Linked DNA regions of Homo sapiens: region 2 is linked to region 1. Evidence: read pairs that join two places in POLR2A ChIA-PET (ENCODE). Cell type or tissue: A673. All regions are shown on one strand. Each heading gives the region's core, and the rest is flanking DNA. Links, peaks and the distances in the headings are about the cores only. Region 1 overlaps GRM8 (glutamate metabotropic receptor 8). Region 2 has its middle 940 kb from the start of MIR592.

Evidence for each region. Peaks named below come from ENCODE experiments on the same cell type or tissue, not always from the same donor. Only the 100,000 strongest peaks of a DNase experiment are listed, where the experiment ranks them.
Region 2: POLR2A ChIA-PET joins it to region 1 with 12 read pairs; 1 of 35 experiments calls an interaction of 5 or more read pairs at or near these places.

What each region holds. Positions count from the first base shown.
Region 1 is chr7:126,788,805-126,793,211 of GRCh38, forward strand. All of the region lies in intron 6 of GRM8 (glutamate metabotropic receptor 8), which reads right to left. Among named protein-coding and RNA genes, the nearest start is that of MIR592, 270 kb to the right of the region's middle. In A673, for the core only: a CTCF peak has its summit at 2,198 (motif pointing right); a DNase peak (open chromatin) is centred at 2,197.
Region 2 is chr7:126,118,307-126,122,713 of GRCh38, forward strand. No RefSeq gene overlaps it. Among named protein-coding and RNA genes, the nearest start is that of MIR592, 940 kb to the right of the region's middle. In A673, for the core only: no CTCF peak of the experiment used is centred there; a DNase peak (open chromatin) is centred at 1,875; H3K27ac peaks cover 3,850 bases.

The DNA of each region.
Region 1 (4,407 bases), core at 320-4,319:
TCAGAGACAGAAAAAAAAAAAGGTCCATTGTTTTGTCTTCAGCTGATGTAAATTCAGCCTTAATGAAAGATAAGCTATTTTCACAGAGAATAGATTTTTCATATTGCTCAGAGTGTATTTGAAATCTTATAACATATGGCATTCTAACTTTGATATGACTTTTTCTGAGCTACCTCTATATTATCAAGGAAGAGAAAGGAGAAATAGAGCAAATAGCAAAGACCATATCAAACATATCACAAATGACTATAGACAGGAAAGCAAGATGGTTTTTCTTAGCATAGACTTAATTTGTCTACAGTATGATACATAACATGCAATAAGATAATCACTATAAACATCTTATGTATATTACACTTATTTTGCATTTCCTGCTTGCCAGAAGCCATACTGAAATCCAAGATACACTAATAATGTTCAAAAGACTAACCAAAAAAAAACACACAATGAAGCACAATACAGAGTAATTACTATTCTGTGGAAAGAACAACAAAGGCATTTTTTTTTCCTGTAGCTGTAATCAGTTTATAATTATGGCCCAGCAAACAAGGCAACACATAAAGAAACAGTAAGAAACTCCTCCTCAGCTTCCATGTTATAAATTTATGGTATCTTAAAGCTTTTTATCTTTGCTGCCCCGACAGACGACAGGGACTCCACAATTCTTAGGTGACTGTTGCCTTCATCAGTACCAGCATCCATAGGTACAGGTTAATGTTCCACAGCCGCTAATTTATTTTTTTAAATGTTAAAACCCCATAGAGCATGACAAATAACACAGGTTTAAAATATAAACATCTAAAACTCAGCAACAGGAGAAAGTAGCTTCTTATTTGCCAGTGACAAATAACAAGCCTGCAGAAATACGAAAAATGCTCTCCAAAAAATATATGGATATTATCTGATAATGGTGACTTGGTAAAAATTATTTCATTCTAGTAAAATAGAAAGTGCAAGTTGCTTTTTGCTACTCCATCCATTTATGTTTTCCATTAAGTTCCTTTCTATAGAAGGTTTGCTATATAAGTTATGTCGTATATTCTCAGGTATAGATATATCTGGAAAAGGAGAACAACAAAGACTCTCTTAATTTTTTCAGAGTTGAATCCCTAAACTGTTTTCCAACTGGCATGTTGTACTATGAAATCCAACTATTTTATTTGCTTAATTCCAGAACTGGTCTCTATGTGAGAACACATTCTCTCTCTCTTTTTTTTTTTTGGACAGAGTTTCGCTCTTGTCGCCCAGGCTGGAGTGCAATGGCACAATCTCGGCTCACTGCAACCTCTGCCCCACAGGTTCAAATGATTCTCCTGCCTCAGCCTCCTGAGGAGCTGGGATTACAGGCGTGCACCACAATGCTCAGCTAATTTTTGTATTTTTAGTAGAAACAGGGTTTCACCATGTTGCCCAGGCTGGTCTCAAAGTTCTGGGCTCAAGTGGTCCACCCGCCTCAGCCTCCCGAAGTGCTGGAATTACAGGCATGAGCCACCACAAGTGGCCAAGAACACATTCTTAATGACATTGTTAAAGATATTCTGCTTTTTAAAAAATGCATAATACTAGCATAAGTTTGTATTGCAATTTTCTGTCATTTGATAAATATAGAGATAACTCTACTGCCCAAGAAGTTTACCTTCATGTAGCTTCATAAAGATGCAATAGATAATACACCCATCCACACCAACATTTTAAATTAAATGTCAGGAATTTTGTTTTGTATTTGTAATTATTCATGTCACTGCATTAGCCATTGTATTAGCATTTTATTTAAAAGTTTACTTTTTTTCATTAAGGATTATGATTGTAAGTCCTAGAGGTGAATCCGCTTTGTTTTCTTACGGTCGTGCCAAGGCAGTCAGAGGGTGAAGAAGTTTTTGCCAAGTCAGAGACCAGCCCTGGAGCCAGGGCTGCACTTATGATAGCAGGAACATATGATAAAATCAATCCAGAGTCCAAACAAGTGAAGGTGAATGAGGAAGGGCAGCAGCGATGCTCCGTAAAGTGTGGATGCAGACAGTAATGCCTGGTGACTGGGTCGGTGAGAATCCAGGGCTCTGGGTAGGATGACTTGGCATGAATGTCAGAAGGTGCCAACTGCTCTACTAGACTGAAGAATGGGAGTCAGATGTCTTTCCTGCGGGGCAGTTGGTAGGAAATTTCAGATCCTCATTAACTCTTTGATACCACCAGGGGGCCATTTGATAAATGACAGTGCCAGTGTTCTAAATGGAGTCTAAGCATCTGTTGGAATAAATGTACATCCTAAAGTGCCTAGCTTATGAATAGAGTGTCACTCCCACCCAGACAATGTGCAATAATGACTTGTACATCTCATACATGCAGTTATTACACCAGGGAGAGAGACAGGGACCTATTCAGGCATAGCACACAGTTCTTAAGAATATTACATTACTACATTTTTTTAAAAAACACTTAATTTGAGATGTCATGCTTAGATAATTGATATATCTTCTCTTGCTACTAGCATTCTTTGCCTTTATTTTGTGACTTGCTTTCACAACACAGACCTTCTTTCAGAGTTACTATAATCTTTCTACCTTCTGCACTATTTTCATATTTTAAATGCAAAGCATTGTCTACATTGTCTTATATGAGGCAGCTTTCCCAGACTGGATTTTCTGTAAAGTCCTGCTGTAACCAGGTAGGCTGCCAACTTGAGGTAGTGACTCACACTCTGGGTTCTGCACACATTCAACCACAGAGTAGAGAAGGAGGCATTCTCTCTTTCCCTTGCTTAGGAAATCTGAAGGGGAAACTGACTTGTAATGTCTATTGCAAGTGCAACAGGACTGTGTTCAAAAGCATAGGCCTTAAATGATCTTTCAAAGTAATTTGCTCATAGTCATTATTTTGTTGCCATCAGGTGAAGAAATAGCTCTTGGTCACAGCTTGTGGGTAAAAGAACCATAGAGGTGGTTAACTGGATTCCATTTTTTAAAAATGCAACCCTAAAACAGATAAACATCAATTTTAATCAGGCTATTAATCTCTATACTGAAACTGGACATGTACTTGCAGTGAAACAGGTTTCTCGGAAAGATGGAGAAATGGAGACAGATACACCAAACAGGCACACCTGAGCACTCTGTGTTCCTCAGTGAGAACGTGGGCTTACTGATGCTGAGTTTGCTTCTGAAATCAGGAGTGCCTGGTATTTGGAAACATCCTTTCAATGGAAGGTCACAGATTATAAGTGATATGGTTTCAGAGTGGTGATTTTAAATGCTTGTGGTACATGCAAAATGCTGCTGTTATCCCAGTACCTGGAGAGCAAGGCCCATGGTCCCAGGATGCCCCTCAGCAAAAAATGCTAGAAGAGGTCAGCAAGAGGATCTGAGCTTGCTCCAGTCCTGGGTGGCCTCTCCATATCTGGTCACTCTTTGTATTCTTGATGGATATTTAAAAGAACATCACGGTGAATGCTTGTGCTCTCTTTTAACCAATAGCTATTGCTCCTGGAAACCTAAAGTAATCAAAGCAGTATTTAAACCAAAAGTTAGCAATGTGTGGTCTCTGTACTAGCAACAGCAGCATCACCTTGTCAGGAAACTTATTAGAAAAGTAAATTCTCCAGTCTCTCCCCAGCCCTGCTTAAGTAGAACCTCTTGGCTAGGGCCCAACAGTCTATACTCTTAACAAAGTGATTCTGATTTCTCCTAAAGTTTGAGGGCCCACTGGCTTAAACTGTAAGCAATTAGGTACTGTTACTCTAAATTACTCTCAGCTTTAATCATGAATTAATCTGAACTTGGTTGTCTCCCCTGACTTCACTACCACAGCCCTGCAATTCAAGCAGTTTCAATCTGCAACACATCTACAGTTCCAGAAAATAAAGCCATTGTTTTTCCAATGAAAGAGAAAAAGGCCTCTGTGTAGGTTACGGGGTGCTTTTTTTCCATCCCAGGCATGAATAGTGTATTCACTTTGTCGAAGCTGTTTCTGTGACTATGGGAAACAGAAGTAGCTGCACTTTCTAACAGTTTTGAACACTTGCAAACCATCAGTATGGTGACTGGCCACAGCAGGATCCCATTTCTTCTTTGGCTCCTTCTGCACTGCCCCTCGGCTACAAAAGATACATGTTCCTTCAACATTCTTTCATTTTCTCCTTCTCTACTGAAGTCCACTGTAAAGATTGTACATCAGATTCTTCCCTGCAATACAACTTAAACTGCAGAACACTCTTTTATGTTTGTGCTAAGCCCCTGTACCTTCTTTTCCCTGCCAGAAACAGAAAAGAGTTGGAAGAATGTGTTGAACATGATCATGCTGCTTGAAGATTTTTCATGAGTTTTCCTATCAGCTTGTTTACAAATCTTTACTTCATTATGTGTCTTCTTTTTCTACTTGTGATAAAGTCTCCTCTTTTTCTACCTCCTTTCT
Region 2 (4,407 bases), core at 104-4,103, 670 kb before region 1:
TGGGGCACTGCCTAGTGGAGCTGTGGGATGAAGACCACCATCCTCCGGACCCCAGAAGGGTAGATCCACTAACAGCTTGCACCATGTGCCTGGAAAAGCCACAGACACTAAACACCAGCCCATGAAAACAACCAGGTGGGAGGCTATAACCTGCAGAGCCATAGGCGCAGAGCTGCCAAAGACTATGGGAGCCCGCCTCTTGCATCAGTGTGACCTGGATGTGAGACATGAAGTCAAAGGAGATCATTTTGGAGTTTTAAGATTTGACTACCCTGCTGGATTTCAAACTCGCATGGGGCCTGTAGCCCCTTTGTGTTGGACAATTTCTCCCATTTGGAATGCCTGTATTTACACAATGCTTGTACCCCCATTATATCTAGGAAGTAACTAACTTGCTTTTGGTTTTACAGTCTTATAGGCAGAAGAAACTTGCCTTGTCTCAGATGAGACTTTGGACTGTGGACTTTTGAATTAATGCTGAAATGAGTTAAGACTTTGGGGGACTGTTGGGAAGCCATGATTGGTTTTGAAATGTGAGAACATGAGATTTGGAAGGTGCCAGGGGTGGAATAATATGGTTTGGTTGTGTCCCCCAACCAAATCTCATCTTGAATTCCCATGTGTTGTGGGAGGGATCTGGTGGGAGGTAATTGAGTCTTGGGGGAAGGTCTTTCCCATGCTGTTCTCATGATAGTGAATAAGTGTCACAAGATCTGATGGTTTTAAGAAGGGGAGTTTCTCTGTACAAGCTTTTTTCCACCTGCTTCCATCCATGTAAGACATGATTTGTTCCTCCTTGCCTTCTGCTATGATTGTGAGGATACCCCAGTTACATGGAACTGTAAGTCCAATTAAACCTCTTTATTGTCTAAATTGCCCAGTCTCAGGTGTGTCTTTATCACAGCATGAAAACTGACTAATGCAATCACCCCAATTTCCCAAAGCCATATAAGTAAGATCACAAAATTCTGAGAACTACTATATTATTTTTATGTGGCTGCTGTAATAAAATATCAAAACCTTGGTGGCTTAAAACAACAGAAATTTATTCTCTCACAGGTTTGGAGACAAAAAGTCTGAATCAAGTTATCACTAGACTGAAATCAAGGTGTCAGCAAAGCCATGCTCTCTTTGGAGGGTCTAGAGAGAATGCATCCCTTACCCTTTCCAGCATCTGGTAACTTAGCTGCTGGCATTCCTTGGCTCATAGCTGTATCACCTCAGTTTATGCTGCCATCTTCATATGTCTTCACATCTTCTCCTCTTATGTCTATGTGAACACTTCTTTGGCCTCTCTCTTATAAAGATACCTGTGATGATATTTAGGACCAATAATGATAATCCCAAACAGCATTTCCATCATTAGATTTTTAATGTAATCATCTTTGCAAAAATCCTTTTTCCAAATAAGGTAACATTTAAAGGTTCCAGGGATAGGAGAGCATATCTTCCATGGGTTGTTATTCAACCTACCATGACTACAGAATTTGGAAAGAAGAAAAGTTATTTATTTTATTTCAGAAAAGGACAAGAAATAACTGTCAGGCAGAAACAGATGAAAAGTGGAAGGTAAACAAGTCTAAGAGAATTGAAATTGAATGACTATATATTGGATTGAGGGACTATCCCACAGCCCACAAGTCTCAGTATTGTTATACCTCTCTGAACAAGATAGAGTAAATCCTTATGCACAGGTCATTTAAAAAATGCCTCAGAGCAGAGAGCAGGAGCAGTGCTTATAAGTTCACATTCCAAGTTTCTAAGCTCTTTCCACCTGCCACCCTGCCTCCTGCAACGTAATTTTATCAAGATATGGAACAATGTAAAGGGCACAAAGTTGTTAGCTCTCCATCTATCTCAGATGAGAAAACAAACTCTTCTAAATACACAGAAAAAAAATCCAAAACTCACCACATATGATAGGATTTAAACAAATGGCCTAAACATTAACAAGTTAAAACCAAGTAGCATTATGAAGGAAAGAAGGAAAAAAGGAAGGAAGGAAGGAAGGGAGGGAGGAAGGAAGGAAGGAAGGAAGGAAGGAAGGAAGGAAGGAAGGAAGGAAGGGAGGGAAGATAAATTTTACATGTCAGTGGGCTTAAAAGTGTTATTAAAAGATGAAGCTACACACATTGGGTCAAAAAATTAAATCCAAACACATGCTGTTTATAACACTAATCTAAAGAAACCTAAAGAAAGTGACACAAAATTAAAGTTTAATAAATAGTCCAAATACATAATAAATATACAATAACTAGCAATCAATTTATATGTCAGAAATACACAATTAGAAAATATAGTGAGAATAAACCATTCCTGTTAGCAATATACATTATAAAATGACTAGAAAAAAGTTTAATAAAAACTGTGTGGAAGAATATTTGAAATGTGTACATAAAGTAACATTGAAAAATACTGAAAGCATTTAACAGCAGCTAGTACCAAAGTTAATCACTGATCTTGACTGAGGATGGTATCATAAGATATTTTTTAATCTCTTTCTTTCTACTGTGAAAATTCTGTTTCAGTTGTAATGATAGATAAACCTCCAGCTGGATAGAGTGGAATTACTACAAGATTATAGGTAAACTCAAGGAGAGGGTCTAATTTAAAAACTGCATAAATTGAACAGTGGAAAAGATGATATTTATCTAAAACCAAATTGTAAAGTATTGTTTTGTTAATTGTAAGAAAAATAATTATAAGGTAGATTAGTTTATTACACATAAATTGAGTTCAGTCCAATTACTTTTTCCTTTGATAAGTTTACAATCTCATAAATGAAGAAAATGGTGTAGGCAACATATCTGAATTTCAGCAAGGCATTAAAAAGACTCATGGTTGAATAATAATGAACACAATGGATAATTGTTAAGCAGATTGGCATGTACGTGTATAGATCCTAATATCTGAATGATCTAACTGAAAGAAATTATTTTTATTGTTTAATATTAAATTGCAGTTAGATCTCTTAGGGAAAGATAAAGAAGTCTATTCTTTTCATTTTTTTGTTCAAAATTTTGGTATTCCACACAAATAAAAACTGAGGCTGTCTTTTAAGTATATACTAGGAATACTACCTTTTAATTGTCATTAAATATAATATTTGATCAAATAGAATCTTTTATGAAAAAATTACTTTGAAATTCCAATGTAATGTACAGTATAGTATTTTGTGTTTAAGCCAACATTTTGTTGGGAAAATGGGAGACAGGTAAGTCTGAATTACCCAAAGAGCCAAATGTAAGAATAAGTCTCTGTTGGGTTTCTCCAGTCTTTCAAGAGGTGTGTAGCTATCTAATTTACTATAATAGGTAGTATAGCATGGCTATAAGAAAAGACATGTAATTGTGGAGAAGAAAGATCTTAGAGGGATGACAGACAGGCACTACCAACAAGCTTCACCAGTACCATTCTTTGCCTTCTGGTAATTTGACTACCATTAATTAAAAGGCATTGGCTAAGGTTCAGATCATTTGGACCAGGCAACTTCTAGAATCAAATAATATTTGCAAATATATGTGTTTGAATAACATTTACCATACAAATGTTCACAATATAATAATTTTGATATGATATTTACAATACTATATTCACAATAAAATATTTTCAATTTTTATAATCGACAAAAGTTTTATCACCAGGACATATAGGGCTTACATATCAATGGCAAGCAAAAAACAATCGAAATATTTGGCATAGTATTTAAAAAGACACTTAACAAAAGAAGTTATAGAATGAATATGAGCATATCAATCAATATTCGCATCATTACTCACCAAAGAATTGCACACTGAAATCTCAATGAAAGACCTCATTGGAAAAATTAAGTAGCCTGATAATACTAAGATGAAGATGTGAAGCAAGAACTTTTTACGTTTCAGGTAAGAATGTAAAATAACATAACCGTTTTGGAAGGGCTGTATTTCTTTATATAATTAAACATACACTTACCATATGACCCAGCCATTCTACTCCTAGATATCAGCCAAAGGAAATGAAAAAATGTGAACACAATCTTGTATGTGAATGTTCATAGTAAATATTAATATATCCATAATAGCCCAAACTAGGAACAACCTACATGAAGAGCAACAAGTGAATGGACAATCAGAAACATTGAGATTTATGTAATGGGATATTACTCAGAAATAAAATGAAGTAAATGGCTGATACCAGCAACCACATGGAGTTACCTCAAAAACATCATGCTGAGCAAAGAAAGACAATACAAAAGAGTATATGCTGTATGATTTCATTTCTATAAAGCTAAAGAAGGAAATTATAATCTAAAGTATCAGAAATCAGATTAGTGGTTGCTTGTAACTAGGAGTTGAAGTGTTGACTGAAAAAAGATACTAGGAAAACTTTTGGGAAGATAAAAATGTCTATATTTTTATTATGGTT